2 separate regions of the Homo sapiens genome follow, and region 2 is linked to region 1. The links are chromatin loops, found by intact Hi-C in ENCODE. Cell type or tissue: IMR-90. All regions are shown on one strand. Links, peaks and the distances in the headings refer to the core of each region. The heading gives the core; the rest is flanking DNA. Region 1 overlaps LINC02718 (long intergenic non-protein coding RNA 2718). Region 2 holds the start of LUZP2 (leucine zipper protein 2).

Region 1 (16,939 bases), core at 4,442-12,441:
TAATGAGTCATCTCTCCTTTATGTATCTTTTCGTATCTTAATCTCTTTGGTGCCAATACCCATGCAGTTTTCACTTTGACATTCAGCCTGTGCTTTTCATAGAGTCACTGCATGTAGTTGGTGCTCAATGGATACTTTCAAAATGGTTGTAATTTTTCACTAACCACCAAAGCCAGTAACTGTGCAGTTTCCTGCTTGTGGCCCTCACTGTGCCACACATATAGTAAACACTCCTTAACATAATTAAATTAAATCTGGAAACTTAAATCAGCAATACATTCATTAGTTTTATTGCATAATTTTTTGTCTGTCAACCAAGATGTTAAACATATCACTATTTAAAAGTTCTTGGGTATATGTACTACAATCAGATTTGCCAATTCATGTTTTAATTGAATTATAATAATTCCCATTTTTGGAATTACTCGTATAAGTCAAAAACTAAGCAGAAAGCAACTAAAATTGTACTCTTTGTTATTAATAATTTTTACAGTAAGGAGACTTTTCTGTTTTTACTGAATATTGAAAACCAAGATTAGGCTGCCAAAACACAACTGTCTAAAATTTTCAAAAGCTTACATAAACACTTCTCTAAAAAGTTGTTAAAAATTTGTTATATATTTTCAAAAGGTTTTTAAATGTGGAAGTGATTATGATGCTTTTTAAGCTCCTGAAAAATGTCTTTGAGCCTTCAAAACAAACTTTTTCTTCTCTAGAAGCAAAGAATTACTAGTTTTCTTTCTAAATTTTATTTTTTAATAGATAAAGGCTAAACATGGTACTATAAACTATCAGCCTACTTACATATTCTTATCTTATATGCAAAGTTTAAAATCTTATTAAGATCTGATACCAAGAACTGAAACAAACCTACATGGTAAATACCAAAATCAATAATAAATTTATGCTCCTTAAACATCTCTCTGACTTCTACTCTTTATAAAAGATAAATAACTTGGTAGTGGAAAATATTTTATGGGCTATCATTCAGTAGAGATTATTCTCACTTCTCTTTGTCAGTTCTTTTGAATAACAACTTTAAGGAGAAATTCAGGAGCAAATACACCTATATATCTATTTATATATTATACATGTATGATATATTAATGTATATATCACTTATATGTCATATATGATAAACATGATAAATTTATATATCTATATGTAAATGTACATATCTCTTATAACATATTTATAAATAATAATGGCAAATCTTTTACAGAGAAAGAAATTACTTAATGTTATGAGGCTCAATAATGAGATTCCTTGAAGCTTTTAAATGTTTCTTCCTAGGTAAATCCTAAGCAGATCCCTCACGTCTAAACTTGGTGCTCCCTATTGTACCTTTTCAAAGTCACCTGTACTGTTTTTTTTTTTTGATAGAAATAACCACACATGAGCCTTAAAGGCCCATACTGATAGTAATTATGTACTTACTTGCTTGATTATGAATTAATAGCTGTAATTCTCACTAGATTATGATTTCCAAGTGAGGCAAAGTCTTATATTTTTCCCTACTGAATCTGTTACCCACACAACAGGTGGGTTCCATCCCTTGACAGGTGACAGTCCAATGACCACAACCAAGGAGGATTTAACAAGGGGACTTTATTATTTGCAACAAGCAAGGAGGACAGCAGCGAAAGTTCCCCAAGCAGTGCCTCCATGAACAGTGCTGAAAGCAGTGCTTTTATTGGGCTGCTTAACTGAGTCATTGCACGTAGAGGTGGAGTAAAGGCAGCACAGGTGCAGCTGTTGTGCTGAACCCTCATCATTAACCTCAGTAGGGAAGGCACCATGTTCAAGGGGCCAAAGCACAGACCCGGAGCCAGCAAACAAGACATAGGGTTTCATTAGGGGCTTATATACAGGGTAGAAAGTCCAGTGGTGGCGGGCTGGGCAGGAGAACTATAACTGCTTGCAAATATCATGCAGTTTATATACCTCTTTTACATAATACCCTCCCCTTAGCAATCTTCACCTGGCAACCTTTATTTAATCCCAAACTCAGGGCCTCAATCCCCTGCATGGCCCATGTTCCATGGGATGGGCCAGGAGCTCAGATGTTCCTCACAGACAAGGAACACATTTCCAGGGTCTCCACTCCTGGGTTTTCTAGCTCAAAACACACATGCAGGTGCATCTGCCATACAGGGACATTCTAAGGGTATGCTTCAGTTATTGCCATCAGGTACATTTACCCTAAAGTTGCTAATCATGCTTCTACACATGTGGCATGTATAGAAAAATGGTGAATAAGTTCCTCTGTGGGTGAAGATTTTAGGATGGTAATGAGGGGAGTTTGGCAAAGTTCATCTCCAACTCAGGCATCTCTGGATCCAACCAGTTTTTTATTTTCTGGGGCTGAGCTTCTTCCTGAAAGTTTTTGGGAACAAGAACCCCAAGGTACAGCAGTTACAAGTGGTTATTTTCACAGTGTGTATCCCAAAACTCGGGGATTCTGGCTTACAAATCACCCCTGAGACATTCCACTCCTCATTCTTGAGGGGTTACTGACAGAGGTCATTCTTCTGTGTCTACTTCATGCTGACCAGGGGCATCGATTCCCTTAAATTTAGAGGAGTAAACTCTCTGGCTGAGTTTAAGTAAGTTTTTGGGTCCCCTGGGTGAGTGAGGTTAAAGCTAAAGAGGTAGATATCAGACTTGCGTTCGTTATCTTCTTGATCTGAACATGCTTGACACTTTTTCTATTCTTCTGGGCAATTTAAACAAATGAGGCTGATTCTCTTGGTGACACTGCTCTTATGGGTGAGGTCCACACAAACCATAGAACATGAAGGGCCCATTTGGACAGCTATAGGCTTGGGTGAGATTTTGGATCTCCATCCCACCACTGTGATGTTAATGTCTCCCCACAAAGGAAAGGCAGCAGCCACCGTCTCCAGGTCTAGGGATACCTGTGGCATATCCAGCATTTGGACAGATTGTTCCCACTGGAAGTTTACTATTGCCTTGGCCTCCCAGAGACCACTGGCCATGGGAACTAAAAGGGCTAAATAGCATAAAGGAAAGAGAGTTCATTTTTACTTATCTGGACCTTTTCTTCTGAAAACCAATTTGAGGTCCATGAGAGCTTCACAAGTATATTGGAGGGAGGGTAACCTGGGGGCTTCTTGACTTTCTTCACTCTTGAATCATGATGGACCCAACAGGTTACTCCCTGGAGTTTAAGGGGAGAATGAGTGCTTAGAAGCTTTAGGTAGGTCCCTGTCCATACAGGGTAAAGCTGGTCCTGGTGGGGCTTGGTCTTGTATATCTTAAGGTATACCCTGTCTCCTGGGTTGTATGGGTGAAGGTTTACCCCAGGGGGGACTGGGAGGCTGTGATTGCCATAATGATTTATAGAGGGTACTGCTGACTCTAGATAAGTGATATGCTTTATTGTCCTTTCTATCTCTGTATCTGGGCAAAAAAGGGGGCTTGCCTTGCCTGGATAAGGCCTTCCATATAATATTTCAAAGGGGCTAAACCCCATTTTACCTCCGAGTACTGCCCATATGTGGGCCAGGGCTATGGTAAATATCTTTAACCAATTCTCTTGGGCCTCCTGGCATAAATTGCCTAGGATACCCTTGAGAGTTCTATTGGCTTTTGCAGTTTTCCCTGAAGACTGTGGTCCCAGGCTGCATGGAACTTCCGCTGTATGCCCAAGGCATGGGAAGTTTTTGTCACTATGTTAAAAACAAATGCAAGTGCATTATCAGTCTGGACTGAACAGGGAAACTGAATCAAGGGATAATTTCATTTAATCAAGCCTTTATGACTTCTCCTGCCTTCATAGTCCAGCATGGAAAAACCTCTGTCCAACAGATAAAGATATCTATAAGTACCAGGAAGTGTTTAAATCCTCCAGGAGCCATAGGCATAACAATGAACTCAATTGGCCAGTCTTCCCCTGGCATGGTTCCACTGAATTGTACCATCTTGGCCAAAGTGGATATGGGAGGTCTGGTTTGAGCATGTTTTTCTGAAAAAAGACACACTGGTCAGCCACTTTATAATTTTCTTTACCCTTGAAGTCCTTATTATCCTAAAGAGCCAGGTGTGCATAGCCTCCTTGCTATAGTGTGAGGAAATATGGGTATGCTTTACAATAGCTCAACTTAGATTTTTGGGCACCCATATCTTACCTCTTTAAATTTGAGCCCACCCCACTGAGAGGGAACTCTGTTATCCCTCTTGCTTGGTTTCCTATAATTCCCCAGGGGAGCACCTTGGCTTATATTCATAAAAAGGTACCAAAGGAAGCAAGAACATTTGGCAGACTTCCCCTCCCCACCAGCACAGCCCTTTTGGCCGTGGTATCTGCCAGGTTGTTCTCCTGTATTATTTCATAGACCCTCCTGGTCACCTTGGCAAAGGACTACAGCAATCATTCTGGGCATTTCCACGGCCCAAAGCAGTGCCAATATTTCTGTTCCATATTGGATTTCCTTGTTTTTGGCATTTAGAAGAAGTCCCTTTTCCTTCCAGGTTGCTCCACAGGCATGGAGAACAGAGAACACATAGCTCACGTATCTGTAAAGTGTCAATGCCTCGGTCTTTCCTAACATTAAGGCTCAGGTTAATGCTATTATCTCAGCCTTTTTGGTGGAGGTTCCTATGGGGAGGCTGTAGTCTTTGATGGTTTCCCATGGGGAGACAACCACGTAACCTGCCTTTCTTTTGCCTCTTTCCATGAAGCCACTGCCATCTACAAACATACATTTTCCAAATTTGGAAGAGGTTCACTCTACAAATCGTTTCTTCCAGAGTATAGTTCTTCTATGGTGGTAGAGCAGTAATGGATTTGGGAATCCTGGATAATGGGCATTGGGATGGCACAGATAAGGATTGGCATGTACACATGCAGTTGTTGGAGGTGTCTACCAACAAGGCCTGATATATTGCAGCATTCTGCAGCTTGTTAACCAATAACTCTCTTAGACTCCAGTACACTTGTCATGTGGTGGGGGATCTGAATAGTCAATTCTTGATTCTGTAATCTTCTCAGCTTCCTGGATAAGCATACAAATGGCAGCCACTGCCCCATGCAAGGGGAGACAACCTCTTGCCACACTATCACATTATTTAGTAAGTTGTGCAGCACCCTTTTCATGGGTCCTAGCATCTGGGTCAGCATTCCAAGAGCTATTCTCTGTCGTTCATGGATGTAGATGTCAAAAGGCTCAGTTATGTTGGGGAGCTGTAGGGCCAGAGTCTCCAGTAACAGCTTTTGAAGCTTCTGGAAAGCCTGATCAAATTTCCCATCCCATTCAAAAAGGTGGGTGTGGCCAGGCGCAGTGGCTCACGTCTGTAATCCCAGCACTTTGGGAGGCTGAGGTGGGCAGGTTGCCTGAGACCAGGAGTTTGAGACCAGCTTGGGCAATGCAGTGTAACCGTCTCTACTAAAATTACAAAAATTAACCAGGCATGGTGGCACATGCCTGCAATCCCAGTTACTTGGAGGCTGAGGCAGGAGAATCTCTTGAACCCAGGAGATAGAGGTTGCAGTGAGATTATGCCACTGTACTCCAGCCTGGGTGACAGAGCGAGACTGTCTCAAAAAAAAAAAAAAAAAAAAAAAAAGAGGTAGTTGTTGGCCCTTGTCATAAAGTAGCTTTGCTGTAAGCCAAAAATTTGGGGTCCAGATGTGACAGAATTCCACTGTACCCAAGAATCCATGCAATTCTATATGGTTCCTAGGAAGGACCAGGTGGTAAACAGCATTTTCTGGTCATAGGGAAGTTTGCACTGGCCCTGAGGGATAACATACTCTAAATACTGGACAGTCTCCTTTGAAATCTGGACTTTTCTTCTGACACTTTACAGTCCCTTTCTGCTAGAAAGTTCAGGACTGGATGGATAGTTTTACCAGAATCTTCTTTAATGGGGCTGGCTATGAGGATATCATCCACATATTGCAAGACGATGCCCCACTATGTCTTCAAGTCTCATAGAGCTCAGCTTAGGGCCCCCCAAAATGTTTGGGGAGTTCCTGAAGTCTGGAGAAGTACCATCCAGCATTACTTCTCTGAAACATTTTAGGATCCTCTCATTCAAAGGCAAATAATTCCTGAGAGTCATGGCTTAGAGGCACATAAAAGAAGGCATCTTTCAGAGCTAGCACACTAAAGTATTTGCTGTCCCCTGAGAGACTGGCTAGCAATATATAAGTGTTAGGCTCTATGGGGTAAATGTCCTGAGCAGCACTGTTAACCATCTCTCTTTTTTCTGGGTTCTTAACAGTGGGGTATTACATGGGAAGTGACCAGGCCTGATAAGCCCTTGGAGTAAGAGACTCTCTAACACAGGCTGTATTCCCTGCAGTGCTTCAGGTTTTAGAGGATATTTTCCTACTCTTGGTGTCGGGCTGTTTGGTTTTAACTGTATCCTTATAAGTTCTACTGTGACAGTCCTTATTTGGCCCTGTGACCATACTTCAGGGTTGACTTGTGCTAGAATATCACCTAGGGTTTCTCCTGGAGGATCAAGATCTTCATGAAGAAGGGCCAGGAAGGCAGCTCTTTGAGCTCTTGGCACCTCTACTTCTAACTGGACTTGGTTGAGGCAGACAATGGCTTCAAGTTTTGTCAGTATGTCCTTCCCTAGGGGATGAGCCACTGAGGGGCATACAGGGAAGAGGGGTCAGGGTCTTTGAATCACAGTCAGAGCCTCCAGAAACTGCTCACTGTCTCCCTTTCCTGACATCCCCTTAATATTACACACTCTGAGTACCCTTTCTGCTAGCCAGTGTAGAGAATGTGGCTCACGTATTGAGCAGAATCTCAAATCGGCTGTCCCCCTACTTCTAAGGAGATAGAGATCTTATATTGAGGAGCCAGTTGGGGAGGTCCTGGGTCCTGCCAGTCTTCTTTTGTTGTTGAGAGCTTGTCCCTAGCCTTCTCTCTTTGGAGACAGCTGGGTCCTTCTCCCAGTGTCCCACTAATTTGAAATAGGCACACTGATCAGGTCCTAGTTTCTTGGTGGCCCAAGACTGATCCCACGTTATGGCCTGGGATCAGTCACCCAAGCTGGCTCCCTTCTTCCTTCTGGGTTGTCTGGAATGGACTGAGGTGCAACTACCAGAAAGCTGCTTCTTTCTTCGTCTTCTTTTCTGCCTTCTCCAACCACATCTCTGTTATTGAAACCTTGAAGGTCATCTCTACTAACTGGGGAGGGGATAATGTCAGGGCCTATGGCCAATTTCTGAATCTTTCTGTGGGTATCTGGAGCAATCTGAGATATAAACAGGTGCTAAGGACCACCTGACTTCCCTGTGCCTCAGGGTCCCAGGAGATATAGTCCTGCAGGCACTCTCCCAGCCATTCTAGAAATGCTGAGGGGTTCTAGGTCCCTGATGAACATCCCTAAGCTTACTCCAATTAACAGGAGGTTCGCTAACTTCTTTCATTCCTTTCAATAATATGTTCAGGTCATTTTCCAAGTTCTCCCTCCCTATTCTGGTACTGGGGTCCCAATGTGGTTCTCCATTCGGAACCAATTGCTCTTCTGGTCACTAGATGGGGCTATTGGGCTGGTTATTAGGCTGCCTGCCAGCTTTTGCCCCAGCCTCAGCTAAAACTGTGGATATTTCCTCAGTAGTTAAAAAGGTGGTCACCAAGGTCTGAGCATCAGCCCAGGTCAGGTTGTGAGTGGAAAAGATGCCTCCTATAAGGGAAATAAATTCCTCAGGTTAGCCTGAAAGCCTTTCATACGTATTTCACAATTACAGTTCTCAGAGGTGGTAAAAGGCACATGTACTTGGATTAAATGCACATCCCCATCCAAAACCTGCCTGAGGGGAAACATCCCACCTCCCAGTTTGTAAAAGCTCCCACTCCGGGATTGTGCTATCTGGAAGAGGAGCCCCTGACACATTAGTTGGGGAGGCCCCTGATATTTTAGTTGGAGTTTATCTGCCAAGTCAGGTGGTTACGTGGGAGGAGACATCCCCGATAATCTGTTGGAATGACAACCTCCTTCTCTCTGTTCTCTTCTTTCCTGGCTTTCATGGGGTGGAGGGAGGTTTTCTCATCCACAGGGCTCTCTAGGATTGGTAGCAGCTTCTCCAGTGGCTTAGCTGGAGATCCAGGTGGTCCAACCTTGAGAGTACAAAGTCCGCACTTTATCTATAGGTCCCTGTTCTGGTAAAGGGCCATAAAACATTGGACACAGGGTATCTCATCCCATTTCTCTTGCCTCTTATGGAAAATATCCAGCTGAAGAATGCTATGGTAATTAAGTGACCTGTCCCTCTGCCATTGTTCCTGGCTACCTAGGACACATTGTGGCCAGGCTGTGTTACAAAAGAAAATCATCTTCTTTTTAGTTATTGGAGAATACCCAAAAATCTTCTAGTGTTGGATAATGCACCCTAAAAGGCTTTATCTGAATACCCCAAAATCTTCTAGTGTTTAGAGGATAAACCCTAATGGGCTTTGCTCTGATACGGAGGTCAGGTTCCCCATACCCTAAAGTTCTTATTTAGGGTTCGATTCTAGCTTCTCAAAGTTTACATAGCAGGTTAACAGTTATACAGATGTGCAATGACTGATTTTTCCTCTCAAAATGTAACAGGCCCCTCTAACACACATAATAAAAGTAAGTCAATGTGTGAGGGTGACCTGGCAGATCCCAAGCACAGCCCCGTGTGCTTCCTGCAAAATCCCACCATGCTGCCCAGTGACCCTCCTGGGCATCAGGCATAGTAGCTTCCCCTTCTTTTAAAAGCTGATACCTGAAGAGAACATACCCAGGTGAATCAGGAATGTATCAGTGTGAGCCCCTTCTCCTAAGCTGAAGTTTTCCCAGTCTAGCTGTCAAAGTCGAGGGCTTCCAGCCTCCACAGGTCCCTTTCTACTTTGGAAGATGCATCCCCTCTGATGACCTTAAACCTATCTCTGGAAAAATTGATCTCACAGTTCATTTCACTGTTGGCTAGCCAGGTCTAGATTGCTGTTTACTGTGATGGGAGTTTCTTTCAATCCCCCAGGGCACAAACCAGAAAAAGAAAGAAAGTCAAACAGAGGTACACTGCCCTTACTCTAGAGATCCCGTTGCTAGATCCAAAGAATTCACTCTTTTAGTCAGCCCATGGTGTAAAGTCCACTTACTGCCCTGAAGGATCACAGAACAAAAAGGTTCAGGCAGCCACTTGTACTCTTTTGGGGTAGGCCCAAGTGACAGCCTGGTGGGCTTGTCACCATGTGAAAGATCCTCCTGTATCATACCCACCCCTTTCAGGCAATGTGAGCGAGTTAGCCTGGGTGAGCTGCCGCTACCCACTGCTTCACCTATTGGGAGGCTTTGAGGAGTTAGGATCAGAACCAGGGTCTTGAGCCCATCTGAGTCACCAGGATTGTTACTCACACAATAGGTGGGCTTTATCACTTGAGGGTTGACAGTCCAATGACCAAGGTGGATTTAGCTAGGGGATTTTATTACTTGCAACAAGTAAAGAGAACACTGAGGATAGTTCCCAAGGCAGTGGCTCCAAAACATCATTGAAAACAGCTTTTATTGAGTTGTTTAGCTGAGTCATTTTATGTAGAGAGGGAGTAAAGACAGTGCAGTCTCAGTCGCTGATCATGCAGAAGCATGTATAGAAAATGACAAATAAGCTCCTCCTGGGGTGGGGATTTTAGTATGGTAATGAGGGGAGTTCAGCAAAATTCACCTCCAACTCAGGCATCTCTGGATCCAAACAGTTTTTGTTTTTCTGGGGCAGAGCTTCTTCCCGGAACTTTTTTGAAATAAGAGCTCAAGGTACAATAGTTATAAGTGGGTCCCTTTTCACAGTGCATACCCAAAAATCTGGAGACCCTGGGTTACAAACCCCTGGTACTTGGGAGGATGTGTCCAGTAAAAGCAACACCAACAGAATAATAAATCACTCTGATCCAAATGATGCATCCACAGATTGCTGTGGAATTCAGCCACTCACATGTTCCTTTATCCTAAATTTTTCAGTAAGAGCCTAGTCAATATATGTTTGTGTACTATTTGAAATTTAATAAATTAGGGCAGATTATGGTTGAAAGTTTGAAACCTCTTCCTGTTTCCTCTCTCATTGGCAACCGGCCCATTATACATGTGCAAATTCGGAGGCAAAGACATATCAATTCTTTCCATGACCTGAAGTAAAAAGACCAATTGACACATCCAGGAGGATTGGTTATGTTATAGAAAGAATAAAAAAGTATACATTTGTTCATGTAATCTCTTTATAAAGTCATTAGAATGAAATATTAAAATGAAAATACTTATTACTAAAAATAAGTTTATCTACCTATCTATGCATAGATATATATGTCAGCTGAATGATAACTTGAGGCTTTGAATTATTGGGTTGCTGCAAAAGTAATTTCAGTTTTCACCATTAAAAGTAATTACTTTTAATGTACTTTGCATATTTGGGAGGCATAAATTTGCCTCTAAATTTGCACATTTATAATGGGCTGATGTCCATGAGAGGGGAAACAGGAAGATGTTTCAAACTTTCAGCCATAATCTGCCCTAATTTATTAAATTTTCAATACTACACAAACATATATTGACTAGGCTTTTACTGAAAAATTTAGGAGAAAGGAACATCTGAGTGGCTGAATTAAAAATAATTACTTTTAATGGCAAAAGCTGCAATTGCTTTTGCACCAACCTAATATTACTGCAATTTAAACAAACCTTGGAAGATGCTCTTTGCTAATTAACCAGCATGCAAATTTATGACCTGACAAACCACATTTCACTACTGGCTAATTTTATCTTCTCATTCAATCTGTTTAAAAAAAGAGCAATTTTTATAAAGCACTATTTTTTAATAAAAATTATTAAGTCCTAATCTAATTCTTTGAGAAAATAATTGAGTGAGAGAATTAAGTTTGATGTAGGTGCTCAAGTTAAGGGTTTAATGATTGTCTATTTACTGAAAAAAAGTCAGCAAATACTAAGAAACTATACAAAACCGAGAAATAGTCACAAAAATATGGTAAAATAACTAGATAGACTAGATAATAAATTACAACCTACATTTCCTACACACGTTCTTTCATTTTACAATGTAGCCACATTAAACATATACAAACTCCCAAATTGCCTTACTGTAGGATCAGTTTATACATGTCTGTAATCCAAAATAACAAAAATAACAATACAGCACACTATGTCCCTCTCTTGAAAATTCACAGTACACACTGGTACATTAAATCTACTAAAAAAATCTCTGTAAATATTGTAAAATATTTACTGAGTATTGGCTGATTTCAATGAGCTCATCACATCATTTCTGTGTATCATTAACATTCGACTATTTCATGAAATATGCTTTGGGAAATACTTCTCTAAGTAACGATTTTTATTCAGTTAGATAACATGTTTATTGAGCATCAGTATGTGCAAGAATGAGAGAATCATGGCCTCTGCCTTTCTAAACTTTTTTTAGGGGAGCGGGGAGACAGAGAATAAATAAATTATTAGGTGAAAGAATTAAGTTTGATGTAGGTGCTCTGAAGAAATTTAACAGGGAAATATATCAACAAATATTGAGAAGGGAAAGCGCTCTCTGAGGAGAGCGACATTGGAGTATTAGCTGTTAAAGAGAGAGACAGGGTACAGGCCATGCAGAGCCTTACAGCCCCACAGTGAATGTTTTGTTTATTTTGTTGGGATGGAACAAAGGGTTTTAAGCATCACGATAAAGAAATCTGGTTTATATTTGTGAAGCATATTCTGACTGCTTGCTATGGGGAGAATTGAAGGAAGAGAAACAAGAATAGAAAAAGGGAAGCTGAACATTATTGAAATTGTTGATTGAGATATGAGAATGGTACAAGCCAGAGTGGTGACAGTAGAGAGGGATAAGAATGAACAAATCAAAATGCATTTTGGAGGTAAAGCTGCTAACAGGATTTGCTAGGGGATTTCATGTGGGGACTGATGGAATAAGGAGAATCAAGTATGACTCCTTAAATTTCTGGATTTGAATCGTTGGATGAATAGTGATATCATTTACTGTATTAATGAAAAGTGGAAGAGGAATAGATTCGGTGAGAAAAAGTCAATTCTTTTTAATGTTACATTCAAGATGGTTTTTAGACAGCCAAGTGGAGATGTCAAGTAAATAGTAGATGATTCAAACTACAGAGAAAATGTTTGACTTGGTTATACATTTCTAAGTTATTAGCACATAACATATAACACCAATGATCTAAGAAACTCATATAGTGTCAGACATCTTTCTGGGTTATTTGATGCTATGGGATTTGTGCCTTTCAATGTCTTTGAGCTACTTTACAACTACGAATGTAATAGATAACTAATAGCAATAAAAATAATTCTTGTCTAGAGATATGCAAATTAATTTTGTCAGATGGAAAGACAATTGAGTCTCTCATGCTCCAAATCAGTTTTGTATAAATTTCTACATACTGATCCTCCTATTACCAAATAGTCTTTTATCTTTTTCATCCTCTTTGAAATAATCTTGCTTATTTAATGGTTTGATAATGTTCTTCCTGCTTCATCTAACTAGAAAGTGAGGTCTAGAAAGTCAGAGTCATTACTTGTGTTTAGTTCACTATTACAAACCAAGCAGATAAAAATGCCTGATATTAAAATAAAGTCTCAATAAACCTTTTTAAGTATAATCTAATGATGGCATTTTTATTGCCTCTTGGAAAACAATCTTCAAAGAAAAAGAAGAGAGCAAGAACGTAGTTTGGTTGTTATGCACATGGACCTGGCTCTGCCCCTGACAATACATGTGACTTTCTGCAAGATACTTAACATCTCTGTACCTTAGTTTTCTCATTCATACAATAAGGATAATAATTATACTCACCTCATAAGATTGTTATGAGAATTAAAAGTTGCAGTTTTTAAGTGCCTAGGAAAGTTCTTTTTATCTAGTAAGTACTATATGTGTTTGTTGGATAAATAACAACAGAGTGGAAAACTCAAATTATATTTCAATGTTTTATGTATCTTTCCTTTCCAGTTTCAGTTCTTCCCTACTTGACAAGTTCTTTCAATGAAGTATACAGTTGGGTAAAAGTACTTAGTCAATTTCTTTTATTTTAAATTTCCTGTTTCTTTATGCTCACACCTGTCATTACTCAAGGCAATTTTTAGGTGCAGTGTCTGGAGAGAGAGGAATGCATCCTTCATTTTGTAAGATATGTATGGTTTCAATTATTTATAATGTTTATTAATCAGCCAACATTCCTTAGGTAGCTAGAACTCACATTTAATATTTTGTAGATGGAGTATTTTACTTATTTATTTATTTATTTTAACTGAGGGAAGTTTTATTTTCAGGATTTTATTACATCTTGTCATTCTCTGAAGAGTAGCTTAAATTCTTTCTCTGCACATGACATTTTTCTAAAGAATTTTGCACTGGAGGAACTTAGATTTTGTACTATTGTGAATATCCTTGTCAAATCCTTTTTCATGACATTTCAGGTCTTGGAAAGCAGTGTTCAAAAACATATCAAACATTTGAGAAGATGTTGACATCCTTAAGTGATTCAAAACAACTTCCTCCTGTTTTTCCATAGTTACATTATCTCTTCTAGGTTTAAAAAAAAGTAGCCTAGAGCGGGCTCTGGGCAAAAGAGTTAAGTTCAAAACCTCAGCCTCCCTTTTAAAATTCTTCAAATTTTGTCCCTTCTCTATCTTTTAAAAATCATCTTGATTACATTTTTCATGCAACTGGTTTTTTTTTTTTCAGTTTTATTGACTTACCAAGCTTTTTTTTTTTACAATACTGATTTTTTTTTTCTTGCCTCTGGCTTTTTGCTCAAGCTGTTTCCTCTGCCTAGAATGTTCTTTTCCCCCATATAAACCCAATACAAATATTTCTGAATCCCACTCAAATTTCACACTCTCCAAGATGCCTGCCGAGATACAACCAAGAATTTTATATGCCTCTCTTTCTTCTCTATATCATGTTTGTAACTCTATCAAGTTTTCACCATTTGCCTTAAACCAAAATTTCTCCATTTATTTCTCTGTGATTATTTATTTAATTGAGTGCTCCTGGCCTCAATTTATTTTTTTAGTTATTCTGGACTACAGGCTGCTGTAGAATGTGTTCCCAAGGTGAGTTTTTGATACATACATGCCTGCTAAACATAATCATTCTTTTATTATTATTATTATTATACTTTAAGTTTTAGGGTACATGTGCACAATGTCTAGGTTAGTTACATATGTATACATGTGCCATGCTGGTGTGCTGCACCCACTAACTCGTCATCTAGCATTAGGTATATCTCCCAATGCTATCCCTCCCCCCTCCCCCCACCCCACAACAGTCCCCAGAGTGTGATGTTCCCCTTCCTGTGTCCATGTGTTCTCGTTGTTCAATTTCCACCTATGAGTGAGAATATGCGGTGTTTGGTTTTTTGTTCTTGCGATAGTTTACTGAGAATGATGATCTCCAGTTTCATCCATGTCCCTACAAAGGACATGAACTCATCATTTTTATGGCTGCATAGTATTCCATGGTGTATATGTGCCACATTTTCTTAATCCAGTCTATCATTGTTGGACATTTGAGTTGGTTCCAAGTCTTTGCTATTGTGAATAATGCCGCAATAAACATATGTGTGCATGTGTCTTTATAACAGCATGATTTATAGTCCTTTGGGTATATACCCAGTAATGGGATGGCTGGGTCAAATAGTATTTCTAGTTCTAGATCCCTGAGGAATCGCCACACTGACTTCCACAATGGTTGAATTAGTTTACAGTCCCACCAACAGTGTAAAAGTGTCCCTATGTCTCCACATCCTCTCCAGCACCTGTTCTTTCCTGATTTTTTAATGATTGCCATTCTAACTGGTGTGAAATGGTATCTCATTGCGGTTTTGATTTGCATTTCTCTGATGGCCAGTGATGGTGAGCATTTTTTCATGTGTTTTTTGGCTGCATAAATGTCTTCTTTTGAGAAGTGTCTGTTCATATCCTTTGCCCACTTTTTCATGGGGTTGTTTGTTTTTTTCTTGTAAATTTGTTTGAGTTCATTGTAGATTCTGGATATTAGCCCTTTGTCAGATGAGTAGGTTGCGAAAATTTTCTCCCATTTTGTAGGCTGCCTGTTCACTCTGATGGTAGTTTCTTTTGCTGTGCAGAAGCTCTTTAGTTTAATTAGATCCCATTTGTCAATTTTGTCTTTTGTTGCCATTGCTTTTGGTGTTTTAGACGTGAAGTCCTTGCCCATGCCTATGTCCTGAATGGTAATGCCTAGGTTTTCTTCTAGGGTTTTTATGGTTTTAGGTCTAAAGTTTAAGTCTTTAATCCATCTTGAATTAATTTTTGTATAAGATATAAGGAAGGGATCCAGTTTCAGCTTTCTACATATGGCTAGCCAGTTTTCCTAGCACCATTTATTAAATAGGGAATCGTTTCGTAATTTCTTGTTTTTCTCAGGTTTGTTAAAGATCAGATAGTTGTAGATATGCGGCATTATTTCTGAGGGCTCTGTTCTATTCCCTTGATCTATATCTCTGTTTTGGTACCAGTACCATGCTGTTTTGGTTACTGTAGCCTTGTAGTATAGTTTGAAGTCAGGTAGTTTGATGCCTCCAGCTTTGTTCTTTTGGCTCAGGATTGACTTGGTGATGCGGGCTCTTTTTTGGTTCCATATGAACTTTAAAGTAGTTTTTTCCAATACTGTGAAGAAAGTCATTGGTAGCTTGATGGGGATGGCATTGAATCTATAAATTACCTTGGGCAGTATGGCCATTTTCATGATATTGACTCTTCCTACCCATGAGCATGGAATGTTCTTCCATTTGTTTATATCCTCTTTTAATTCCTTGAGCAGTGGTTTGTAGTTCTCCTTGAAGAGGTCCTTCACATCCCTTGTAAGTTGGATTCCTAGGTATTTTATTCTCTTTGAAGCAATTGTGAATGGGAGTTCACTCATGATTTGGCTCTCTGTTTGTCTGTTGTTGGTGTATAAGAATGCTTGTGATTTTTGTACATTGTTTTCGTATCCTGAGACTTTGCTGAAGTTGCTTATCAGCTTAAGGAGATTTTGGGCTGAGACAGTGGGGTTTTCTAGAGATACAAACATGTCATCTGCAAACAGGGACAATTTGACTTCCTCTTTTCCGAATTGAATACCTTTTATTTCCTTCTCCTGCCTAATTGCCCTGGCCAGAACTTCCAACACTATGTTGAATAGGAGTGGTGGGAGAGGGCATCCCTGTCTTGTGCCAGTTTTCAAAGGGAATGCTTCCAGTTTTTGCCCATTCCATATGATATTGGCTGTGAGTTTGTCATAGATAGATAGCTCTTATTATTTTGAGATACGTCCCATCAATACCTAATTTATTGAGAGTTTTTAGCATGAGGGGTTGTTGAAATTTGTCAAAGGCCTTTTCTGCATCTATTGAGATAATCGTGGTTTTTGTCTTTGGCTCTGTTTATATGCTGGATTACATTTATTGATTTGCACATATTGAACCAGCTGTGCATCCCAGGGATGAAGCCCACTTGATCATGGTGGATAAGCTTTTTGATGTGCTGCTGGATTCAGTTTGCCAGTATTTTATTAAGGATTTTTGCATCAATGTTCATCAAGGATATTGTTCTAAAATTCTCTTTTTTGGTTGTGTCTCTGCCTGGCTTTGGTATCAGGATGATGCTGTCCTCATAAAATGAGTTAGGGAGGATTCCGTCTTTTTCTATTGATTGGAATAGTTTCAGAAGGAATGGTACCAGTTCCTCCTTGTACCTCTGGTAGAATTCGGCTGTGAATGCATCTGGTCCTGGACTCTTTTTGGTTGGTAAGCTATTGATTATTGCCACAATTTCAGAGCCTCTTATTGGTCTATTCAGAGATTCAAGTTCTTCCTGGTTTAGTCTTGGGAGAGTGTATGTGTTGAGGAATTTATCCATTTCTTCTAGATTTTCAAGTTTATTTGCG
Region 2 (16,939 bases), core at 5,747-13,746, 1.5 Mb after region 1:
ATTTATCCGTTCAGTCTTTCTTATGGAAAGCTGCCTTGCTTGTTTTCATGTGTAAAATATATCTCGTGTAGATAGACTTTAGTTGCATATTTATCTAATCTGACAGTCTCTCATTTTTAATTGACACTCTTTATGTTCATTTAATTTAATTATTGATATGGGTTCATTTATATCTACTATTTTACCATTCATCTTCTATTTTCTTTATTCTGTTGCTCTGCTGTTCCTCTTTTCTCAGTTTGGATCAATGTGTTTTTTTTTTGTTGTTGTTGTTGTTGTTCTTTTTTTCCCCTCTACTTTGGAATATTTGCTGTATGTTTTTGCAATTTGTTTTAGTGTTTACTCTAGTGAGTATATTATACATTCACATTTTTCATATTCCGCCTAAGGTTCATGTTTTACAACTGTAACAGAACAAAGATTCTTTCAAGTGTAATTCATTTCATCCCTATTCTTTGTGATACTGCTGTCCTATATTAGTTCTACATATTTAATACCAATAATATAATCTTTCTTTTTTGTCTTTAGAAAAAAGGAAAAAGATGGCCAATATGTACTACTTTTTGAACTCCTTATTTTATTCTAGAAATTTGCATTGTCATGTATCACTCACCTTCAGCCTGAACATTAACTATCATCTGTGCCAGGGCAAATTTGCTGTTAATAAATTCTTTCAGGTTTTATTTATTGGAAAATATCTTTATTTTATCCTTGTTCTTGGAGAATATTTTTGATCAATATAAACTTCTGGAAAAACGGTTTCACATTACTTTAAAGATTTTATTTTCTTGTCTTTTGTACTTCATTGTTTCTGTTGAGAATGTAGTTGCCATGAAAATTGAAAGTCCCTTGTATATAATATACATATTTAAGATTTTCACTGAGATGATGGGGTTTTCTAGAAATACAATCATGTTATCTGCAAAGAGGGACAATTTGACTTCCTCTTTTCCTAATTGAATACACTTTATTTCCTTCTCCTGCCTGATTGCCCTGGCCAGAACTTCCAACATTATGTTGAATAGGAGTGGTGAGAGAGGGCATCCCTGTCTTGTGCCAGTTTTCAAAGGGAATGCTGATAGACAACTTCAGCAAAGTCTCAGGATACAAAATCAATGTGCAAAAATCACAAGCATTCTTTTACACCAATAACAGACAAACAGAGAGCCAAATCATGAGTGAACTCCCATTCACAATTACTTCAAAGAGAATGAAATACCTAGGAATCCAACTTACAAGGGACGTGAAGGACCTCTTCAAGGAGAACTACAAACCACTGCTCAATGAAATAAAAGGATACAAACAAATGGAAGAACATTCCATGCTCATGGGTAGGAAGAATCGATATCATGAAAATGGCCATACTGCCCAAGGTAATTTATAGATTCAATGCCATCCCCATCAAGCTACCAATTACTTTCTTCATAGAATTGGAAAAAACTACTTTAAAGTTCTTCTGGAACCAAAAAATAGCCCACGTTGCCAAGTCAATCCTAAGCCAAAAGAACAAAGCTGGAGGCATCACGCTACCTGACTTCAAACTATACTACAAGGCTACAGTAACCTAAACAGCATGGTACTGGTACCAAAACAGAGATATAGACCAATGGAACAGAACAGAGCCCTCAGAAATAATGCTGCATATCTATAACCATCTGATCTTTGACAAACCTGACAAAAACAAGCAATGGGGAAAGGATTCCCTATTTAATAAATGGTACTGGGAAAACTGACTAGCCATATGTAGAAAGCTGAAACTGGATCCCTTCCTTACACCTTATACAAAAATTAATTCAAGGTGGATTAAAGACTTAAATGTTAGACCTAAAACGATAAAAAACCCTAGAAGAAAACCTAGGCAATACCATTCAGGACATAGGCATGGGCAAGGACTTCCTGTCTAAAACACCAAAAGCAATGGCAACAAAAGCAAAAATTGACAAATGGGATCTAATTAAACGAAAGAGCTTCTCCACAGCAAAAGAAACTACCATCAGAGTGAACAGGCAACCTACAGAATGGGAGAAAATTTTTGCAATCTACTCATCTGACAAAGGGCTAATATCCAGAATCTACAAAGAACTCAAACAAATTTACAGAAAAAAACAGCCCCATCAAAAACTGGGCAAAGGATATGAACAGACACTTCTCAAAAGAAGACATTTATGCAGCCAAAAGACACATGAAAAAATGCTCATCATCACTGGCCATCAGAGAAATGCAAATCAAAACCACAATGAGATAGCATCTCACACCAGTTAGAATGGCAATCATTAAAAAGTCAGGAAACAACAGGTGCTGGAGAGGATGTGGAGAAATAGGAACACTTTTACACTGTTGGTGGCACTGTAAACTAGTTCAACCATTGTGGAAGTCAGTGTGGCAATTCCTCAGGGATCTTCAACTAGAAATACCATTTGACCCAAGAATCTCATTACTGGGTATATACCCAAAGGATTATAAATCATGCTGCTATAAAGACACATGCACACGTATGTTTATTGTGGCACTATTCACAATAGCAAAGACTTGGAACCAACCCAAATGTTGGAAAATGATAGACTGGATTAAGAAAATGTGGCACCATGGAATACTATGCAGCCATAAAAAATGATGAGTTCACGTCCTTTGTAAGGACATGGATGAAGCTGGAAACCATCATTCTCAGCAAACTATCGCAAGGACAAAAACCCGAGCACCGCATGTTCTCACTCATAGGTGGGAATTGAACAATGAAAACACGTGGACACAGGAAGGGGAACATCACACACCAGGACCTGTTGTGGGGTGGGGGGAGGGGGGAGGGATAGCATTAACATGTTAAATGACGAGTTAAGGGGTGCAGCACACCAACATGGCACATGTATACATATGTAACTAAACTGCACATTGTGCACATGTACCCTAAAACTTAAATTAAAAAAAAAAGATTTTCACTTTATCTTGTATTTTCAGCAGTTTGATTGTGATATGTTTAACTTTGAATCTGTTGTGCTCACTCCTGCTTAAGTTTGGTGGAACTTCTTGAAAATGAAAATTTATGTGTTTTAAGCATATTTGGTGTTTTTGTCAATGTTTCTTTGTATAATTTGTAAGTCCTAATCTTTTCTTCTTATCCCCCTGGAAATTCAGACATGTGCTTATTAGACAAATTGATATCATAGTTGATTAAATCCCTATCCATATATTTCCTCAATTATTTTCTTTTTCCTTAAGATAGGATTAGTTACATTTGTGTGCCTTTAACTTCATTCTTCAGTACTCATTCTTCAGTATTCAAGCTGTGCATTTTTAATTTCATATATCGTACTCTCCAGTTCTAGAATTTTCATTTGTTTCTTTTTTTCTAGTTTCAATTTCTCAATGGTCTTTGTCTGCTAATTTAAAACTCCATGTTCCTTTGGGTTCTATTGTCATTAACTGTTTTTTTGTTGATTATGAGTACAATCCATACTTCATGTGTCTAATACTTTGATTGCATGCTTGACATTGTGCTGGCTACACTCTGGAGATTTGAATATACCACTGTCTTTTAATGAATGTTGAATTCTCTTCTGTAGGCAGTTAAAATACTGAAACTTTTTTTGTGTTGTCAGACTTTAAAAATAAATCTTTTCATGGTAAGTCTATATCATTTGTGAGCTTAGTTCTAAGATACAGCTGTTACACTAAAGCATAGCTCTTATTCTAAAAGTCTGCATTATCTCTTTTTAGTCTCAGCCAAATGTTTGAGGTGTTTGCAAAGTGTTCTTGAGGCTACTGTACTCGGGCTAAATGAGAATTACAGTATTTCATAGTAGTGGAAAAACTCTGGTACCGCTACTCTACTCTCAGCCTCACTGCAACCACAGGTTGACCAAACTGTGCCTTTCAGTGTCTTTCTCTCTGTTTGTACAGTACAGTCTTCGGCCAGAGACTCATAGTGAACCCCCGTGCATGTGTTTGTGGGGTTTCTGGAAAGTTTCTTCTTCTCTGTTACATTTTCCCACAAATCCTGGGCACTCTAGCAGTTCAAACTTCAGACTTCTGCCTCCTCAGCTCAGGAAGACTATTGTTTGCTTTGGACTTTACCTTCTAGTACCATGGTAGTCAATAACGGTCCTCTTTAGAAAGCTGGTATGAGCATGAGTTTTTTTCTTTTTTTTTTTTCCCCATGACCCTGTTATTTTTATTCCCGAATTTTTTAAAACAGTCACCATTTTTTTTCAAAATTTTTGTTTATAGAAAGAGGCAGATCTGGTACTAACTGTTTTTATTCATGCTCAGAAACAGAAATTGTATTATTAATTATATTTGGAGCTGAATATAATGGTGGATAAGAGGTGGTCTTTGAAAATCGTATGTATAATGTCAGGTATAGTGAGCAAGAAGAAGCTATGCACTAAAAATTTTGGTTTAGTTGTGGTCCTATAATGATAAATAATTATAGAAGAAGGACTAAATTGGGTCCTAAATTTTTGTGCCAAGAGATTCACTGAGATACAGACAAACATATGTGGCAAAGGGAAGCCTACACTTAATCCCAGAAAATAAAGAGATGTTATTAATTTTAGAAGTTAGGTGGAATTTAACTGATCCAGTGAAAGAATCAGTTGGACAGGTCAGATTCCTTTGTAAATATACTGGAAAATATGAAAATACTAAAAAGGGAAAAAGAAAGGCTGGAAAACACAGGCATAAAAGGATTCACTGAAATTTCAATACCCTGGTGGATTCCCAGTATGATTGTTCTGTGACAGCAGATTTACGATGTATCTCCCTGCCTCTGGACAAAAAGGACAATTTATATGAAATGTCAAGAATACGGCAAATCCATACAGATATTACTATGTTCGTCTCTTTCTTTTTCCAAGTGAATAGACCCAGTCCAAGAATACCTGACACATGGTGATGTTAGCAAAGAAAGAACATGGAACTCTTTCCCCAGCAATATGTATTTAAAAAAAGAGATCCTTTAGCCTATATTTCTTCCTAAAAAATTCCCGTTCCAGAGCTCTTACATAAACTTCTAACCGTTGTGTAAACCAGCAGCATTACTTACAAAGAAGGTGGTAGGGAATTTAATGGGTCAAAGTCATTCAATGGAGATGGCTGAGCTCAAAACACTTAGTGATTGCCCTGTTATTAGCTACCTCCATGAGATCACATTTTTAGATTTCATGTATGAGTTAGCACATGTTATATTTGTCCTTCTGTGCCTGGCTTATTTTACTTAACATAGTGTTCTCCAGTTTCATCTATGTTACAGAAAATGAAAAGATTGTATTCATTTTTATTGCTGAATGTGTGTGTATCACATTTATTTTATGCATTCATCTTTTGATTGACCTTTAGTTTGATTCCATATCTTGGCTATTGTGAACAGTGCAGCAGTAAAATGGAGTTGCAGACATCCCTTCTTTGGGAAGATATGGATGGAAAAAGGGTTGATTAACGTATGTAAAAATACAGTTAAATGGAAGGGATAAGTTAAAGTATTCAACAGTACAATAGAGAAACTATAGTTAACAATAATTTATTTCATGTTTCAAAATAGCTGGAAGAGAAGATCTGGAATCTCCCCAACACAAAGAAATGATAAATGTTTGAGGTGATGGATATCCTAATCATCCTGATTTGATTATTACACATTACATGCTTATATCAAAATACCACATTTATCCCATAAATATGTACAGCTATTATGTATTAATAAAAAATAAAAAATTAAAAAACTGGAAGATATTGTGTTTAACTTTTTCTATTTTTGTATGAAGCACAGTTACTAGTATTAGCCTATATTTCTTTTTTTTCTTTTAGGAGGCAGCTGGCTTTTAAATAATGAATAATTGGCCTTATGAGAAGAAACTTCCTTGTAAATAGTTTAAACTAGCAATGAGCAAACAGTGAATATGAAAAAAGGAAACAAATTTTTAATAAACCATGTAAATTGTCATTTTTTCTGTTCTTATTCTTTAATGCCCAGATCTACAGGTATATGAATAAAATTAATAATTATCCTAGGAAATATATAAATAAGAGTATAATTTTATATACTACCCTTACTATCTTTAGTGCAAAGAAAAGTAAGAAATATTTATAGTGTGGTGGAAAACATAAAAATTTATTTACAATATAATATTATCAGTGCAACTCAAGGCAATCTACCACAGGTCATGAAATTCAGAAAAGAAAGATCTCACCAAGTTTGCGGTGGCAGATGGACTCAATAAATCATTCTAGAAAGAAGTGATGTCCTTGATGAGTCTTAAATGATTAAAGTAAATATCTGAGTACACTAAGACAATACTTCATAAAGAAGGAATAACATGAAAAATTATAAAGTCTCATTAAGGGAAACTTCCATTAATGTATTTACAGTGCAACATGAAAGTTAAACAGAGAAAAAAAGGAGGCATGTATTGGTTTTCTTATTTGAGAGTAATTTTCTAGGAGATTTAAGATTATAACGATATTTGCAGTTTAGATAGATTATACAAGGGGAATAGTTTTGAGGAAAATCCATCTTAAAGTAAAAAGTACACTCCGAATCAAGAGATGGTTACCTCTAATTAAAGCCCAGATGACAGGTGTCATATAGAGGTGGGACAATTGTTATAAATAAATACTTAGGAAGTGAAATCTCTAGGGCTTGGTGATTGACTATATGTGGGAGAAGGTGGAGGTAAAAGCAATAGACAACTCTCAGGTTTAAACTTGGGTGACTGAGTTGATGGAAGTATAAGGAGATATACCGAAGAAGGGTCAGACAGAGGAAGAATGAGTAAGTGTTCAATGTGATTGAATTTGACTTTGAGGTATTCATATAGAACCCAGGTAAAGTCTCAGCGAGGAAGTCTAGGCTGGGGTAAATTTTAAGATCCATACCATAGTGAAGATTGTAAAAACCATAAAAAATAATAAGTTCAACTTGGGAAGAAAATATAGAATTTTAAAAGAGGAGGATCAAGGATGAAACACTAGGGGACATGAGAGTTTAGAATATGAGGGCAGAAAACAGAACAGAAATAAGAAAAAATGTATTACTGTGTGAAGAATGAAATAAGAGGGGCATTAAATTGTGGAAACATAACCTTTCTAACAAATATTGCTAGGAGAACTTGATACCCACATGCAAACAATGGAGCTGAGCCCCTCCTTCACAAATACACAAAAGTTGGATTCACAGACCTATCTTTAAGATCTAAAACAATAAAAATCTTAGAAGAAAACAAAGGCATACATATTCATAACCTAGTGTGAGGCAAAGCTGTCTTAGATACAACCTCAGGAGTATAATCATAACATTCAAAGTAGGTGAATTGAACTTTATCAAAATTAAAAATATTTGTGGTGCAAATGACACCAACAGGAAAGTGAAAAGAAAATCCATGGATTAGGAAACATTTGCAAATCACATATCTAAGGGGGATTTGTACCCATTATATAGACAGAACTCTTACTAGGCAAAAATAAAACTCAAAAATTAATTGAAAAAATAATTTAATAAATGTATCTTCAAAAATGTGTATGAATAGCTAGTACGCACATGAAAATATGTTGATAGTGATTATCAGATAAATGCCTATAAAAATGAGATAAGACTTCACATCAGCTAAGATGGCTATAATAATAAAAGGATAGATAAATAATTGCAACTAACAAGTTTAAGGTTGTAAAGAAATCGATACCTTCATATATTACTAATGAAAATGTAAAATGGTGCAGCTATCTTGAACAAGAGTTTGGCAGTTTCTCAAAATGTTAAATGTAGAGTTACCATATGATCCAGGAATTCCACTTCTAGGTATATATCCAAGAGAACTGAAAACAGATGTTCACACAGAAACTTTTATGTGAATGATCATAGCAGAGTTTTTCATAATAGCGAAAGTATGAAAACAACCATAATATCCATTAACTGATGGATGGATAAACAAAATGTGGTATACCCTTACAATGGAATATTATTCAGCAATAAAAAGAAATTAAGTAACGATATATGCTATAATACAGATGAACTTTAAAACATGAATGTGAAAGAGAGTAGTTATATGAAACCAGATACAGTATGATTTAATTTATATGAAATGTCAAGATTTGGGTCAATCCATAAAGAGAGAAATTAGATTGGTGTCTGTGGGGGTTCAGGAGAAGGGATAAAGTGGGGACCAGTGAGTGATTACTCGTAGGTACAGGATTTCTTCTGGGCATGATGAAAATGTTCTGGAATTATATAACGATGATGATTTCATAATCTTATGGATGTGTATAAAAGCACTAAATTACACACTTTAAAATGGTGAAGTTCTTAGTACCTGAATTAAATCTCAATAAAGCTGTTTTTAAAACAGCTTCTATATCTCCTAATCCTAGCACTTTATAGAGACTCAGCACAACTGCTTGGGTTTTCTTGATGTTCTTTTTCAGACTTGGGTACAGTTACCACAAACAATGCTTGCTGACTCCAGTGTTAGGACTCAGCATAGGATAAGTAGTTTAAGATAAGTGAATTGCTATCTGTACTAATGTATCTTTAAAATTCATCTACCAATTCTCCAAAGCCACAAAATTTATTCTGAATTTAGGTTTTTATGTGACAATGTGGACAGAATGTCATGGGTGATGGAGATTCCTGGTTTTGTAATTTTCCTAGAAGAAAAGACTTCTGCTGAGAGACACATCTGTACTTGAATTCAAAATAATACTTCAATTCTCTACATCTGTGGGAGTTTCCAGAATCTTACTTATACCTTTCAAGATGTACTCCCCTACTATGTTGCTCTCATGCCCTTCCAAGTTAGATGTCTTTTGGAGAGATTTTTTTTTTTTTCTTTTTGGCTTGCAGTAAATGCACAAAGGCCAACAAACTTTGTGGTTCTTTATAGATATCCAATATAGATACAGTGTAAAGAAAGTTCATTCTGACTTTTTTATTCATTGATATTAGATAATTTGGTTGTTGTTTTATGTTATATGTCTAGTTGAAAGTAAAAAAAACTTAGGTTGGGGAAAGTTTTTTCTTACATGTGTATAATGTTTTTCTCTCAAATAAGCATACATTTTGAAGTAATGCAGACTGAATTTGAATGCCATCGCCACTATATAAGTCTCTGAGTGACCTTGAGCAAGTTACTTAACTACTCTGAAACTGTCACCTTAACTGGAAAAGAGAAAAATACTAGAAATAACTACCACATTTGGTTTCTATGATTAGGACGTAAGATAATGGATGCAAAGTTGTTATATAAAAAATGTATTCTACAAATATGAGTGTTATTTCCTGGTGCACACATTAAAAAAATTGCCAAGTAGCCTTATGTCTTTGTTGAGTATACAACTCAAGTAATCTCCTTCAAAGTGAGCAGGGAATCTATGTTAGAAAACCCTGGCAGGAGCAAACCAGAGTTTTTATTTTACTTGGAATCAGAGTTCTGTTTTAGAAAAGTGTGGTGTCGTTTTTTTCTCTTAAATGATATGCAATTCACATGTTAGTTTATTTGTATATGCCTACTTATTAGGCATATACAAGATCGATAATGTTGTGGATCTTATTATTATTGCCCAAGGGGCTAATATTCACTTTTCAAAACTTATTACTCATCTAGTTCAGCAGCTCAAGATTTTGAAGCAAATCTGTTTTACATACATGTCTTAACCTTCAATCCCATTTAAAAAAAATAGTAAATTAGATGGTTAACCTTTTAGATTTGCATCCTCTTTAAAATAAAGCTTTACAGCAAATGCATTTTTCCTACAAATGTCTTCGAAAATGAGATTGAAGAGGATGTATCATCTAAATTTTTCTGTAAAGAGCTTGCCCCCGAAATAATTGGAACATGAACTGAAACCTCTAGATAGGAATTCCTGGACACAGCTGTCCATTATCTTTCGGGACTTTGGTGCACCTCACCCTTTACTGAACACAACTTTGTGTCAAACACTGGGCTAGGAGTGCTAGTTGTGATGTTTGAGGCAACAGTGGAATTTTTCTTAGGACTTAGTAGAACCAGTTCTTTTTTTTAATATGCATAGTCAGATTTTGATGATATTCAGTCTGCTCATATCTATAATAGTGATATTAACGTCTATTTCACTAGGATGGCTCTTGTGAAGATTAAATTAAATACTGTATGAAGAAGTGCCTTATACACAGTTATATAACCAGGATAATATCCAGATGGAATTCTCATTCTCTCTCTCTCTCTCTCTCTCACTCTCACTCACACACACACACACACACACACACACACACACACACATGCAATATCATCTTATAAATATCCTAGAATTGAATATCTCAGTAGCAGAGATAGTAGTTCTGTTTCTCAGAATTGCTTTTGCAAAATGGTGTTTTGGATTATAATTGTGCTATTTAATTTTTCTAATTAAAATTTCTAAATAGAGCCTATTAAATATTGGATGCTTATGATAGAACATTTGAAAATATAGAAAACCAAATGACCTACAAAACCTCTACCTTCCAGTACCATCATTCCGAGCTGATTACTGTTAACATTTTAATGGTTTTTGTCCGCTAGGTCTCCTTGATGAGTTTCACCTGAGGAAAAGGACTCCTTCAGGTGTGTGAACTTGAGCCACCAGGTCCAACCCCATTGGCAGGTGCTGGTACAGACGACTGAAATCAGAGGAAGATCAGAAATCTTCAAAACCCAGAGCAGCAGATGTCTTAACGGTCCCGAAACGTTCTTTGGTTCTTTGCAGTCAACATTCACGGGTTAAGAAGATTGCAATGCCATGACGGGCTGAGGTTGCATTTCTGGACGCTGCTTACTCCCGCTTCCTTCCATCTGTTTCAGGCAAATCATTATGCAGTTCTAATTAGAACAATCTTCTAAACACTCTCTCCAGAGCGACGTTCTTCCAAACACGGTTTAAGCGGCGAGAGACACCTGCCTAGGACCCTACGCGTCTGGAAGTCTCTCCCAGTGAATTGGGTCTCATCTCCTGCCGAGTACGCAAGTTCAATTATCGGCAGATTAGGTTTCTACTCTCCGTGCCCCGCCCCGCGCCATCCTGGGGAGCAGCGGGAATAAATGATCCGCCCCTGGCCAGTGCTCACCCGACTGACCAGAGCGCAGCCCGGTGACCGAAGCGCACGGGGCGATCGCGAGGCGCCCCCTCCCTCTCCCCGCGCCGCCTCCAGCGCGAGTGACGGCGCGCCCTCCGGGCTCCGGAGCGGCGGCGCCGAACAATCCCCGGCAGGGCTCGCCTCGCCGGTGACATCACTCCTGAAGATACTCCTCGCTCCCAGCGCCTGCCTTCCCCAGGCGTCCGTTCGTGTGCCCGTCTCCGCCTTTCCGCCTCGGAAGAGCGCTCATCACTGGCTGGGGACAGAGCCGGGCACCAAGGAGCGACAGGATCCCGAAGAGAGAGAGAGAAGGCAGCGAGGGAAGGAGGACCCCGGCAGGCAGCAGCATGAAATTCAGCCCAGCGCACTACCTGCTGCCTCTCCTGCCTGCGCTGGTCCTCAGCACCAGGTGAGTCCAGGAGCGTGAGTGACCTGAGGCCAGGGGCGCTGCCGGGGCGAGGTTGGTCCTACTGTGGGTCACCAGTGGGGGCCAAGGCACTTCAGCTGTTTGCATCTCCCGCCTAAGCAAGAGGGACGCTGTATGGTTTGGGCTCTGAAATCCTTCTGAGAGAGCAGAGCCCTTTCCTAGTTATCCCAGCCCCCTGGAGAAAGTCTTAGGATTGCTCTCAGTGAGGGATCAAAAGCTTTCTCTTCCGAAGGAGAGAAAAGACATTTTACCCTCCGGTCCTATTAGTAGCCAAAAGGTAACACGCGGTAAAAGAACAAAATAAAGAACGGAAATAGGCAAGGAGGGAATTGCCACCAGGCAGTGTCTTTACATTGGAGTTGTCTTAATAACCATAGAGCTTCTCCCTTCCCCCAAGTGTGCCTGATTTAAGGAAGAGGAAACCAGAGAAAACAGATTAATCCTGGAAGATGCTAAGACTTGTACAAAAGTTCCTGGACTCCTGAAATGGCATGTTTCAACGTCTTGGATAAGCTTAGTGATAGGCGTTTTCTTTTGACTGTCTTGTGAACAGGTCTAATTAAAGAGCACAGAAGGCGATTAAAAGTTAGAAGACACTCTCAGAGTGCTGATGCAGAGACCCTAGTCAGAAACAATTAAGTACTGTACTCCATCACTGGCCATGGATGGGACTTTAAGCCCCATTACAGAGGAGCTATTTTTGGTGGAGATTTAAAATGCAGAGATTGAGAAGAGTTTTGTGACTCCCCACTGTTGATCAAGTCCCAAAGTTGTGATGGGTTTGCTTTTTTCTTCCACAAGCGCAGCACAAAGGTGGACTGTTTAGTTGCCCAGGACTGTCTTTATTCTGCATGCCCTTAGCATCATATTGGCAGCAACCTCTTTCCCTTGGCTACTATAAAATAAAATAACCCACACAGGATGAAGATCCTTTCAAGTCTACGTGAATAGAAACATTATTTGATTGTGCATCTGATGGCAAATAAAGTAGGGATATAGGGTTGTTTCTAATTCTGAAATGGAAAAGGATGAAGAAAACTTACTCTGTCTTACAAATCAAGGCTGTAAAATTCTTGATTCCGTTCCTAATCTACACACCTTCTTTCAGGCCTGTGTAACCAAACTTTCCTTTTAGTGTAGAGACTATTTCATTTACCCTCAATAATTGATAAATTTAGTCTTTCCTTGCAAACAAAGCCCAGGTGACTTTCCCAGATTAAAATGAAATGTAAGTTTGATTCTTCATTTTCTGTAAGGTTTGCTTGTCACTTCAGCTCATAAAGTGCAGATGGTTTTAAAGAAAACCAGTTTGCTTCCCAGTATTATAATTAGTTGCTCTAAATACAGAGCCCATTTTAATATTTGTGGTTAGCTCTCAACAGTTCAATACAAATTATGCATCACAGTTATTCTTTAAATTCTTGCCATTCACTCTTATGTTGTGATTTAGTCTTCTAGAGAAAGGAAATTTTCTAACTTTGGACACTTAAGTAGATGACAGTCAACACATGCATAAATAATAGGAAATATTTAAACAATAGAAATCCAGCCCACAGTGATTTTAGACTGTGAACATCTCTAGAGTTCCAAAAGTACATTTGCTTTTTAAGGATACTATAATTAAATTGAATGAAAAAGCTCTATAGTCTCTAGCGTCCAAAGATTTAATGTTCGATATCTAATACAGGGTCAAAAAGCCATTATCTTTTCCTTTCATGAAAGTGTTGATTTTGATAGGGATAAATTTCTTTAAAAATAGTTAACACACTTATTACAACAAAAACTGGAATAATCATCTATTTCACTTTAGCTTTGAAACTTCTGCAATGCTTGTGGTATGTGAAAACTATGGTTATTAAATTTTACCAGAAGAGAATGCTGGGCTTGAAAAAGATGAAATATTTATAATAAGTAGCATATCTTATTAATGTGATTACTCTGTAGGAATTCATTTTACTGGATACCCAGAATACCCTGTGATATTGAACAAATATGAAAAGCAATGCGGTACTATCAGTGTCATTTTGCAAAGAAGAGAATATGTTTTAAAGATCTCTAACAGAAGGCCATTCTGTGTATAATATTTAACAGTTCTTATAGGCACATGGTTATTGTGCAGATTAGAACCTAAACTGAGCAGCTTTGAAAGGACAGTTGTGTTAGTAGGGATGAGCTTATTGTCCTGCTGGGAAAAGCTGAGTAGCTCAGCCATGGCCACCTGGGACAGTGGGTTTTCTGGCCAAAGACTTCTGTTAACTTAGTTTCTTAGTCAGTAGTCCTGTATGTGAAGCAAATGGTATTTCACATGTTTAGATCACGCTGGATGCATTAGCAGGTGGTGGTAATTGCTAGTTTTTCCTATAGCCTTTGGGTAATCTCACCTGTCTTTTATTGTCAAACTCTTTCCAAAGTGTAGGGAATGCAGAGCGGAGACTCTTAATGCAAATATATATATATATTTGTTTCATTATATCTTTCTCTGAGTGCATTGCCTTAATACTTTGCTATTTTATTTCCAATAGGTCTGAAGTTCAGTTCTATTTTAAAGTAATCTGTTCAGTGAAACAAATGCTGCAGGTGAAAAGGTAGTCTTTTGACTGTGTTGTGAACAGGTCTAATGGTATCTAGCCCACAGCGACTATCCTGTCTTTTAAACAGAAATTTTTGAATAGAAAACAATCCTGCCTTTTAAATAGACATTTTTGAATAGCTTTCTCTTTTTGCTTGTTCCTCCTTCTCACCTTTTCTGAAGCAACTTTAGATGCTGAAGCACAAAATCCCATAATTTAATCACAGTGAACATCAATGGCCCCCAATCAGAGTTAATGTATTTGTCCTGAAAGAAAGCTAAATGTTCAATTTACACAAAAGCCAAGCATTTTTCTCTGTTTTACTGGTAAACCCCATAGAGTTTTAAAAAACGAACAAAGAAAAAGAGCTGTTTAATGTCCTGGCATATGGTCTCTCCTGCTTAGAAAATGCATATAAATTACCAAAAAAAATCAAGTTAATGATATGAATAATGTAACTAATACAGAAACTCATTTAAACTGTACACAAATAAATGTGATCAAAGAAAGCAAACATGTTGGTTTAATAGCTTTGGAGTAGAATGACTATACTTTTAAGATAGCCTTGTTGTATAGTATTAAATTGCTATTCCAAGGTAGGCAGTAATTCACTTCAGAAAGAAGCAGTATAGGTATTGAAAGTAATGGTAGGGTGAAAAATTCTTTAGAAGTTCTTGGTGAAAAGGGACCCATGGAGTGCTGGAGAAGGCTCATGCTTTATTCTGCTGAACCTCTGTTCCTTTACGCTGTGGTTATACTCTTGATGCCTTTGGATTGTTAACTTTTAAATGACTTAATAAGGAGAGAGACATGGCAGGGGAGGAGTGAAGGTCTATTGACTTCTGGTGGTTTTCCATGAAGCAAGAACTTTGAGCAGATGGTCGGTTATAGTCCTCCCAACAGGAGTCACCTTAGAGGTCTCTCCTGGACTGTCTGATCAGCAGTCACACTACATGTTTATTTTGGAATCTATTTTTAGATGATACTATATATTGAAGATGCCCCGGGCTATTTGTTCCGTGAATTAAACTAACCTCAAGATCAACTTGATTTGTAGAATAAAGGACAAGAATCACAATAAACACAATGAGAACACACAAAAAATATTTTTACCCAAATAAATTTGATGCAAGAAGCAGTCTCACCTTAACTCTCCTGAAATATTTTGAGGCAACATGGGTTTGCTTCCTAAGTCCTGTGCACAGTGTCTGCCACACATGACATTTTACAGGATGCTACCTACGTTCCTTTATTTGTGATAAAAATTGTACCTTCCATGTAAATGAGATAGAGGTATGGCTTTCTTAAGAAGATATTAACACACAAATATTTTGACTTCTTACATTGCAGTTTTGCACCTTAGTCACCTATTTCCAATAGCAGTTTTTAAAATGACTTATCTGGTGATTATCTTTGTGGATTAAATTTTCTCTGTGATTAATGATAGGGACATCTCAAATATTTGATTTGTCTGTACAGTTGTCCTTAACCAAACTCCATGTAATTGAAAGGAAGAACTTGACCTTCTAACTAAGAAGCAAAGATCACTGAAACCAATGAGGAATGCGTGGTTCTAATGAAATAATGTTTTCTGGTGTGTGTTATAAGAAACTATGTGTGCGGCTGTTTCTCAGTGACTTCTAGAAGATTTGCTAAAATCCCTTTTACAAATGGTGCTAAATCATTTAAGTAACCTGATTAAACAGGTACTGTTTAAAATTATGGTTCCTTTTCTGAGAAATCCAAAAAGACTCTCTGAACTTGTCTTCATCCCTGTAGACATGTCTTTGATGTTTCATTATCATGCAGTAAGAATGTGCCTGCTATCAGTCAGTTATTACATGCACCATCAGGGCAATAAAACAATAGATTAGTTATGTATATCCATAATCTAGTCATACATACAAATAATGATATATAAAACAAAATTGGGTAAATAACAACAAAATTTTACACAAATTTCTAAGTGTGAATGAAGCAAAGAGTTAATAATGCCAATTAAGTGGTGTCTGGGGCAACTTCTACTTTCCAAGGATATTGAAAAGAAAAATATTTTGTGATCAACCTCAATATCCTGCCACACTTACTATATGTTATTAGGTAAACTTCTTATCCTCTCTATCCAGTTTTCTGATGTAGAACACAGACCTCCCCATAACACCTACTTGAGAAGGTAACAGCCTTCAATTGTAAGGACTGAATGAGTTCATCCGTGGAAACAGTTTAGCATATTCCCTAAGTACTCAACAAAGGTTAGCCTGTACAGTTATTATGGTATTATTAATATTATTTTTATAAAATCTTTGTGATTGATTTGGCCATAGCAGAAAAAAGAAAAAATATAGATACAAATCAATTAGGTGACATGAAATTAACAAGAAGCATAGTCATCATCCAAAAGAAAAGAATGATTGGTAGAGAAGAGAGGAAGTCAGAGGTATAATGGGGGTTATTTGGTTATTAGGCTAGTTTTTTTCCAAAGTATTTTGTTTGTTTGTTTGTTTGTTTTTGAGATGGAGTCTTGCTCTGTTGCCAGGCTGAAGTGTAGTGGTGCCATCTCGGCTCCCTGCAATCTCTGCCTCCTGGGTTTAAGCAATTCTCTGCCTCAGCCTCCTGAGTACCTGAGATTACAGGCGCCTGCCACCATGCCCGGCTGATTTTTTCGTATTTTTAGTGAAGATGGGGCTTCACCATCTTGGCCAGACTGGTCTTGAACCCATGACCTCATGATCCACCCGCCTCTCGACCTGCCAAAGTGCTGGGATTACAGGCATGAGCCACCGTGCCCAGCCCCTCCAAAGTGTTTTTGATGGTGCTGTACACTTTGGTGAACACCATGAAAATCTGGAATATTTAACTTAATGACTTAGA

What was found. A loop is a pair of places that touch in the nucleus more often than their neighbours do. Peaks named below come from ENCODE experiments on the same cell type or tissue, not always from the same donor. Only the 100,000 strongest peaks of a DNase experiment are listed, where the experiment ranks them.
Region 2: it touches region 1 in a loop (2.8-fold over the local background); 2 of 110 quality-filtered maps call a loop at or near these places.

Annotation. Positions count from the first base shown.
Region 1 is chr11:23,013,965-23,030,903 of GRCh38, forward strand. All of the region lies in intron 4 of LINC02718 (long intergenic non-protein coding RNA 2718), which reads left to right. The region is part of intron 1 of LOC124902646 (a long non-coding RNA gene); the gene reads left to right. Among named protein-coding and RNA genes, the nearest start is that of CCDC179, 160 kb to the left of the region's middle. In IMR-90, for the core only: a CTCF peak has its summit at 7,527 (motif pointing right); no DNase peak of the experiment used is centred there; H3K27ac peaks cover 225 bases.
Region 2 is chr11:24,485,826-24,502,764 of GRCh38, forward strand. LUZP2 (leucine zipper protein 2) reads left to right here and starts at 11,228. Exons shown (of 12, transcript NM_001009909.4): 1 at 11,228-11,480. The coding sequence starts at 11,419. In IMR-90, for the core only: no CTCF peak of the experiment used is centred there; no DNase peak of the experiment used is centred there; H3K4me3 peaks cover 1,424 bases; H3K27ac peaks cover 295 bases.